Linked DNA regions of Mus musculus: region 1 is linked to region 2. A link is a contact called in ENCODE POLR2A ChIA-PET data. All regions are on one chromosome and are shown on one strand. Each heading gives the region's core, a stretch centred on a gene start or an enhancer-like site at or near the end of the contact. The rest is flanking DNA. Distances are from core to core; before and after follow the strand shown. Region 1 holds the start of Wbp4 (WW domain binding protein 4). Region 2 holds the start of Kbtbd7 (kelch repeat and BTB (POZ) domain containing 7).

Evidence for each region. ChIA-PET counts read pairs that join two places held with the same protein, here RNA polymerase II (POLR2A).
Region 1: POLR2A ChIA-PET joins it to region 2 with 10 read pairs in Patski. The contact joins the promoter of Wbp4 here to the promoter of Kbtbd7 in region 2. POLR2A ChIA-PET finds 5 or more read pairs at or near these places in 2 of 5 experiments (Patski and embryonic stem cell).

Annotation. Positions count from the first base shown.
Region 1 is chr14:79,478,226-79,482,623 of GRCm38, forward strand. It overlaps Wbp4 (WW domain binding protein 4), which reads right to left and starts at 3,043. Exons shown (of 10, transcript NM_018765.3): 1 at 2,706-3,043; 2 at 2,148-2,220. The coding sequence starts at 2,707. It overlaps Elf1 (E74-like factor 1), which reads left to right and starts at 2,969. Exons shown (of 9, transcript NM_007920.4): 1 at 2,969-3,412. n-TEttc4 (a tRNA gene) reads left to right here and starts at 3,443; the gene lies at 3,443-3,514.
Region 2 is chr14:79,424,943-79,429,351 of GRCm38, forward strand. It overlaps Kbtbd7 (kelch repeat and BTB (POZ) domain containing 7), which reads left to right and starts at 1,569. Exons shown (of 1, transcript NM_001024135.2): 1 at 1,569-4,409. The coding sequence starts at 1,788. The coding sequence ends at 3,860.

The DNA of each region.
Region 1 (4,398 bases), core at 1,793-4,292, 55 kb after region 2:
ATCCACAACAACAACAACAACAGCAACAACACACAGACACACACTTTAAAAAATTCCTCACATTGTGCAAAATGATGTAGTAAAACAAAGTGACTGTTTGTAGCAACAATCTTGTAGTTTATCTACTGGAGACTGGGTAAGTGAACTGCGTGCACTCCCACAGGCTTTTATTGAACAGAAAGGCAGCACACAGTTCCCTATGTACTGACATGGGAGACACCTTCAGGATACACTGTTCAGTTAAAAAAACCTCTGTACCCTGTGAACAAGATGGAATAAAATACATACACACAGAAACAATGAAAGGATGGACCTGAGCAAAGGGGGAGGTGACTTCTGAAGAGTAACATAATTAGATGGCTGGGGACAGGGATGGCTGACTGAGCACTGGGGCCTACATAAATATCCAGAAGTTCTCACAAATTATAGATGTCTGGTGGAAAGAAATAAGAAGTACCCTAAAAGTCCTGTCAATCAAACCCTGTATGATGTATTAATGGAGCTATTCTAATATACTCCTCAGAGTACCTCTTTAAAGCTAGAGTTTGTAAGGCAAACAGTTGTCTCTATTGTTCCTATACCGAGTTACTTACAGCTGATTATACCACACAAAGAATACTGTATTAAAGCACCATTCAAAATTAAATAGTTTTCACTAATAAATTACTAGATATGTAGGGAGATGCACACAGACCTCTAGAAAGATAATTTATTTTCATAACTCATTAAAGTTATTTTATTGCATAGGTACCTCCTGGGATATTTTTTTCAATTTATGTGGTTTTAAAATCTCATGGCAGTTTTGGTAGGGATTAGCCTAAGCCAAATAAAATATGCACAATCTTTAGCACCTACTAGCAAAGCCAAAGGGAAGAGCAAAACTCCTCTCAAAGCCTAAGATGATTTAGTAGTGTGTAATGGCAGACTGTAGCACAAAATATGGCATCATTCCGTGGTGTACAATAGTTCTGCCAAGTAATACGTTATGTATATGCAAGACACTATAGGGTTTGCTTTTTCAAGACAGGATCTCTCTGCGTAGATCTGGCTGTCCTTGAACTCACTCTGTAGAACAAGCGGCCCTTGAGCTCGGAGATCTGCTTAATAGCCTCTGGATACTGGGATTAAAGATGGGAACCACCTCTGCCCTTGCTGACCCTGTAGTTTTTCAAAACGTATTTTCTGGGTCTACGCCCCTGTGAGTGTGTAAGGACATGAGCATAGCCGCTAATGGAGGTCAGAAGAGGCTGTCGGACACCCTGAAACTGGAGTTACAGGTAGTGTCGAACTGCCATGTGGGTACTGGGAACTGAACCTCAACCCTCTGCAAGAGCAGGAGTTGTTACTGACTGTGAAGCCATCTCTCCAGTCCCCATAGCCCACAGCTTTTGATACAGTAGCTTGTCTGATTGTAGAATGTCTAAGAGGGAAGAAAGCCAGCTGACGTCTTACTTTATGCTTTAAAAGTTGGATCTAAGTGGTGGTGCACACCTTTAATCCCAGCACTCCGCGAGGTCAGCCTGGTCTACAATAGCCTGAGTTTCAGGACAGCCAGGGCTATACAGAGAAACCCTGTCTTGAAAAACAAAAAAACAAACAAACAAACAAAAAGTTGGATCTAGGAGTCTAGCCATGGTACACACCTTTTTTGCCAGCACTTGGGAAGCAAAGCCAAGTAGATCTCTGTGGGCTGCGGGCTAGCCTGGTCTACAGAGTGAGTTGCTGTCTGGAAACCCTGTCTTGAAAAATCACCGCCCCCAACCCCCTTGCAAAAATAGTGGGCTCAAGGCTTTCAGCATAAGGTATATTACAGCTGCTCCCTTTGTATCTCACCAGGGAATAATGCTGTTCTCCTTCCTGTGGAGAACAGGAAAAACTACAATATTCCTTTTTAAGGGGCAGGTATTCCATAAACAAGATTATCCCACTCACTGTCCATTTCCTCAAAGTCCCCAGAAATAATTTGGCCTTAAAATCAAAGTCAGATTGATGAAAAGGAGAAGGCTATAGCTTTCATAAGAGGAATCAAACAAAAGAAACCTTTTTAGGTTTTGAAGAATAAAGAGCACTATACACGAAAGTGGCTTATACACACTAAAGTCAAAAAAACAACACATCACGTGAATATTTTAATAAAAATTTCATACAGGCCTATTGTCTGCTATCCAGCACTTGCAGTAATCACAGAATTTCTTTGGTTGTGACTTCCAGTAGTCGGCCCTGAAAAGATAAAAACAACTCTAAGCTTATCCAAAAATTGAAAGGAATTTTTACAGTTGTTAAAAAATGGGATATAAGGCTGTTTTCGGACTTCTGTCTTAGCAAAGCAGTTGTATTATTTATGTAAAGCTAAAGTCCGTGGAAAACTGCTCTCCGGTGAAGGTAAATCACACTGCACCGAGATGAAGAAGTCTCAAAGTATTTCTCTTTCCCGTGCCCTTCTAGCTAATTCATTCGTTCTGGGGACGCGAGGCTGGGAAAAGCCCCTGGACGTCTGAGGCCGCAGCGCCACCCCGGCCCCGGGCCCGGGCCCCGGCGGGCGGGCGGGGGCGGCACCCGAGTCCCCGGCTCCTGCCTAGAGGGCGGCCGCGTCTCCGAGAGAACCGGCCCCGCAGGTCGGGCGGCCCCGGGCGAGCGGAGGGGCGGGAGGAGGCCACTCGCGGGCGCCTGGCGGCGCAAGCCCGACCCGACCCGACCCGACTCACATGACGGCGGCAGCTCCGCGGGCAGCCCGCGATCCCGCTCACTGATGTCCGCCGGTGGCTCAAGCCAGGACCTCTCGGTCTCGGCGTCCCCCCCGGGTACGGCGTTTCCACGGGTGGACTACGGCGGCCGCGACGGCCCAACCCGCGCGCGCGGTTGTCACCGCCTCTTCCCCTCCCCCACGGGGCGGTACTCGCGGCGCCTGAGAGGTGGGGTCGGTATAAAGGGGTTGAGGTCACCCAGAAGGGACGAAAGCGCGACGGGACCGGAGCCGCGGGCCCCGAGCGTCCGACCCAGGCTCCATCCCGCGGTCCTCACGCCTCCCGGGATCCAGAACCTCCACTCCCGAGCTGGCTCGCAGCCGAGAGGCTCGATCGCCTCCCCCCAGCCCCGGCCGCACGCCGCCGTTCCCACAGCCGGCGCCGCCCTCGGCTTTGCCGGCTTGCCCGCCCGCTCTGTGACCGGGGAGCAGCCCGGGACCTGACGGCTGAGAAAGAAAGGCGCAGCCGCCCGTTCCGGGAGCGCACGGGGCGCCCGGCTTCGGCTCAGAACTTTCCAGGGGCGCGCACCGGCCCCGCTCCTCCCCCCCGCCACGCCCGCGCGCTCCGCCGGGCTCGTGCCCGCGCGTGGGGCAGCGGCCGCGGGGGCGGCTTCGGCGGCGCGAGTTGCAGCAGAGTGGCTGAGTGGTAGCGGCGCTGACGCTAGTCAGGTGGGTCACAGCAGTGCTTGTAGCAGCACTTCCCATATGGTCTAGCGGTTAGGATTCCTGGTTTTCACCCAGGCGGCCCGGGTTCGACTCCCGGTATGGGAACAGTGTCACTTTTTGCTCTAGTTGAGTTTACTTGCTTAGTGGCTCTGGCTGACTTCTGCAGCCGTGTTCGGGGTGAGTTTGGGAGCAGGCAGTGTAGTTGCTCCCGTGGATGGGAGCTTGGCTCTCGGAGGCCGGAGGAGCGCGGCGGCCGCTCTCGGGCCCGCTGCGAGAGGAGTTTCGCTTTCCCCGCGGCTGTACCCCGCCCTCAGCCCGTACTTTTCCAGGCGCTCGGGAGGTGATGATTAACTTGGGCCTCGCCTTATCTCCCCCCGCCCGGGTGCCCCCTCGGCCCACACCCTGCTCCGCCGCCCCCTTCCTACTCGGCGGGCCGGGGCGTGCCCGCTGCGCTCCAGTTACTGTCAACAGCGGCTGGAGACCACCCCGCTGCTCCCTATCGCCAGACCCCCGCCGATCCCTTGTCGCCGGCTGGGCTCTAGGACCCCCGCCGCGTGCACCCGAGCCCGGTCCACCGCTCCCCCCCCCCCCCAGCAACCCTCGCCTCAAGGCTTTTGCAGAATGTCTCTTATTTTCCTTCTAACTCCCCTTTCCTCTTCAAACACACGGCAAACTGCGGAGAAGAAAAATACCACTGGGATGAGATGTCTTGAAAGAACAGAGCCGGCTTTCCCGGAGGCTGTTTGGAGCGTCACTGATTTAAAAAAAAAAAAAAATCATGGGATGGAGGTGGAGCTTGGAAGACAGAAAATTAGCCCGGAGACTGGGGAGGGGATGTTACAACAAAGTTGCACTGTACTTTTAAATATAGAAGCCCTGTGTTTATTACAAAGAAGCGGCCCAGCTGTGTCAGCAGCCTGAGCGCCGTACACGAAACAAAAGCGTTATCATAAATGCAAGTTGAAATTAGAAAATTGGGGCAGCTGTAA
Region 2 (4,409 bases), core at 319-2,818:
TAGAACATTTCCTGTTAAAACTGTAACAATGAGGAAACAAAACCACGTCTTTGTTTATACCTAGTCTAGACATTTGAATGGCTTCCATAAATGTTCTTAGGTCCTCAAATTAGTCGTCCAATACTTCCTAATGAATCTACGTAATTTGGTTTTTTTTTTGTTTTTCTGAGCATGGGTTGTTTGTTTTGAGACAGGGATTCTCTTTGTGTAGCCCTGGCTCTTCTTGTAGACCAGGCTGGTCTCGATCAAATGCTCCCTGCTTCTTCTTCCTCAGTGCTGGGGTTAAAGGCATGTGCCACCACCTTTATTTAATCCCAGCAATGCCTTTAATCCTGGCACTTAGTAGGCAGAGGCAGGTGGATCCAGGACAGCCAGAGCTAAACAGAGAAGCCCTGTCTCACAACAACAACAACAAAAGAAAGTAAAGAAAAAAGAAAACCTCTGTGTGTGTGCATTTAAGCTGCAAGTGAAAAAGAAGTTATTTGCAGAAATTTACAGTCTTTTAATGGCTCATGGCTTCAAATTAGTAGATGTGTTTCTATAAGAGTAAGTAAGAAACAGTAATGCTTGATTTTGCATTTTAAAAATAGTCTGTAACTTTAATATTTCTAATAAAATAAAGAATGTTGCAGTAAAACTCCAACCCAAATATGCCCTGGCAATGAAAACACAGCTCAGCTAATATAAATACGTGCTGTATGTCTACACTACGGTCTTCCACGTCTTATGTGACCCCTTAGAACTTTCAGTTTCTCCAGGCCATGTGCTTCTGCTCCACTTTTCTTCTTCTTCCTTTTACTCTTCATCTTCTCTCTCTCCACCTTCCCTTTATCTGCCCAATCATCAGCTCTCCTTTATTTTTCAAATTAAGGTGGAATCAGGTTTACAGGAAATCACCTGGGTGCCAACTCATCCCTTGTTCACAACCACTCACAGGAGAATGGAATTAACATCAAATATAATTAGCCCCAGGGCTATCCACAACAAAAGAACTCTGTAAATTGCACATACCATTCAGTCTTCACAAAACTAAAATACTGCTATCCTCAGTTTTCAAATTCAATAAAGTTTTCAGGAGGAAGTCATGCAAACAAATAATAGAGTGGATACTTTTACTCTGGACTTGAAAGCCATTATATTTTATTTTATTTTAGTGAGATGGGTTCTCTCTACATAGCTCAAGCTGTCCTGGAACTCTCTATGCAGACCAAGTTGTTCTCAAACTCAAGAGATCCCCCTGCCTCAGCCTCCCTGGTGCTGGGATAAATATGTATGCCACTATGCAAGACTGAAACCTAAAGTATCAAATTCCGGATACTATCCACTTTCTACCTCAGTGAAGGACCCAGTAACAGAAAAAAAAAAATAAAGAGGTTATGTAAACTACAATTCCCAAGATGCAAAGCGGCTTCGGCCTCTTCATATAGTCCGTGAGCCGGAGGATCCCGTCATGCATCGAGGCGCGCGAAAGGCAACCTGGGAAGAGTAGTTCGTCCGGGCATCTACCCGTCTCGCCCGCTCGGCAGAAGCTGCTCCTGCGGCTAGACCCCAGGGTCGTGTGAGGGTGAGCTAAGGGCTGAGAAAGGGCGTGAAGGGAAACAGTGAGTCAGCCGGGGACTACGCGATAAAGGCAGACGGCTCCGCCCCGAAGGCCCAGCTGAGTAATTGCGGCCGCGAGCCGAGTTTGTTCTGGGACGCCGCTGAGTCGGCGTCGGCGAGGGAGGCGTGAGGAGGAGCCGGGCGTCTGCAGCCGTTCTCGCCCTCGGCGCCCCGCCGCCATCTCCACCATGCAGTCCCGGGAAGACGCCCCGCGCTCTCGCCGCCTCGCCAGCCCCCGCGGCGGGAGGCGGCCCAAGAGGATTTCCAAGCCCTCGGTGTCGGCCTTTTTCACGGGCCCGGAGGAATTAAAGGACGCGGCCCATTCCGCAGCCCTCCTGGCACAGCTCAAGTCTTTCTACGACGCGCGGCTGCTGTGCGATGTGACCATCGAGGTGGTGACGCCTGGCAGCGGGCCGGGCACGGGGCGCCTCTTCTCGTGCAACCGCAACGTGCTGGCGGCCGCTTGCCCCTACTTCAAGAGCATGTTCACGGGGGGCATGTACGAGAGCCAGCAGGCCAGCGTGACGATCCACGACGTGGATGCCGAGTCCTTCGAGGTCTTGGTGGACTACTGCTACACTGGTCGCGTGTCGCTCAGCGAGGCCAACGTGCAGCGCCTGTACGCGGCCTCGGATATGCTGCAGCTGGAGTACGTGCGCGAAGCCTGTGCCTCCTTCCTGGCTCGCCGCCTTGACCTGACCAATTGCACTGCCATCCTCAAGTTTGCCGATGCCTTTGACCACCACAAGCTGCGATCTCAGGCCCAGTCCTTCATAGCTCACAACTTCAAGCAGCTCAGCAGGATGGGGTCCATTCGGGAGGAGACGCTGGCAGATCTGACCCTGGCCCAGCTGCTGGCCGTCCTGCGTCTGGACAGCTTGGATGTAGAGAGTGAGAAGACTGTGTGTCATGTGGCGGTGCAGTGGCTGGAGGCTGCTCCGAAAGAGCGGGGTCCCAGTGCTGCGGAAGTCTTTAAGTGTATTCGTTGGGCGCACTTCCCTGCAGAAGAGCAGGACTACCTGGGAGGGCTACTGAGCAAGCCTATTGTGAAGAAATACTGCCTGGACATTATTGAAGGGGCTCTCCGGCAGCTGCGATTTGGTGATAGGTTGTACAAGTCAGTGGTTGCCAAGCCAAATAGCAGCCACAGCAGTGATAGCAATAATAGCAGCAATAGCAGCAGCAGCAGTAGCTCAGTTGTATCGGTAGCAGAAAATCCACCCCAAAGGTTGGGTATGTGTGCCAAAGAGATGGTAATATTTTTTGGGCACCCCCGAGATCCATTTCTCTGTTACGACCCTTATTCCGGAGATATTTACACAATGCCGTCTCCTTTGACTAGCTTGGCACACACTAAGACCATTACATCTTCAGCTGTTTGTGTCTCTCCAGACCATGACATCTATCTTGCTGCCCAGCCCAGGAAAGACCTATGGGTGTATAAACCAGCCCAAAATAGTTGGCATCAGCTGGCAGACCGCTTGCTGTGTCGAGAGGGTATGGATGTAGCCTATCTGAATGGCTACATTTACATCTTGGGTGGGAGAGACCCGATTACTGGAGTTAAATTGAAGGAAGTGGAATGCTACAGTGTCCAGAGGAACCAATGGGCATTGGTGGCTCCTGTACCACATTCCTTTTATTCATTTGAACTAATAGTGGTTCAGAATTATCTTTACGCTGTCAACAGTAAGCGCATGCTCTGCTATGATCCTAGCCATAATATGTGGCTGAATTGTGCATCTCTCAAACGAAGTGACTTTCAAGAAGCCTGTGTCTTCAAAGAGGAAATCTATTGTATCTGTGACATCCCAGTCATGAAGGTCTACAACCCTGCTAGAGGAGAGTGGAGGCGGATTAGTAATATCCCACTGGACTCAGAAACCCACAACTACCAGATTGTCAATCATGACCAAAAGTTGCTGCTCATCACCTCTACCACCCCACAGTGGAAAAAGAACCGAGTCACAGTATATGAGTATGATACTAGGGAAGACCAATGGATTAATATAGGCACCATGTTAGGCCTTTTGCAGTTTGACTCTGGCTTTATTTGCCTGTGTGATCGAGTTTATCCTTCCTGTCTTGAACCTGGTCAGAGTTTCATCACTGAGGAAGATGATGCAAGGAGTGAGTCTAGCACTGAATGGGACTTAGATGGATTCAGTGAACTGGACTCTGAGTCAGGAAGTTCAAGTTCTTTTTCTGATGATGAAGTCTGGGTACAAGTTGCGCCTCAGCGAAATGCACCAGATCAGTAGGGTTCTTTGTAAATATTTTGAGACAATAAGATGTTGTTTCTACTGTATGGAATATATCTTAAAATGATACCCCTTTTCCTGAAAAGACAAAGTTGATTAGGACTGGAGATTTGGTTTAGAAAGGGTAGCAATTTGAAATAGTAATGCAATATGCAAAATTCATACAGTCCCTGAAATCCGATTATTTCAATAATTTGCTGTGCTAAAAGTCCATGATTAATATATGCATAGTGAACTACATAAATTAATTAAGGTGTTTAGTGGATTTTGTTTTGCAGTTAATTAGTATGTTTATATTTTGATTTCTCTAGTTTTTGTTAAATTTTGCCTAGAGCTATGAGGTCTTGTTTATTACTAGAAAAACTGGACTGAGAATTGTTGTATTTTGAAGGTAATAACATTTTCCTTCAGAATAATGAAAGATGACATTTTTTAAAGTAAATTTTTAGTTATCAGTTATAGTTTGTTAAAACTCTAGTATGCTCTCCTTCCTTTCTGCAAAGAAAGAAACATTAAGGTTACTAAGTAGTGACTCCATACTGATAATGT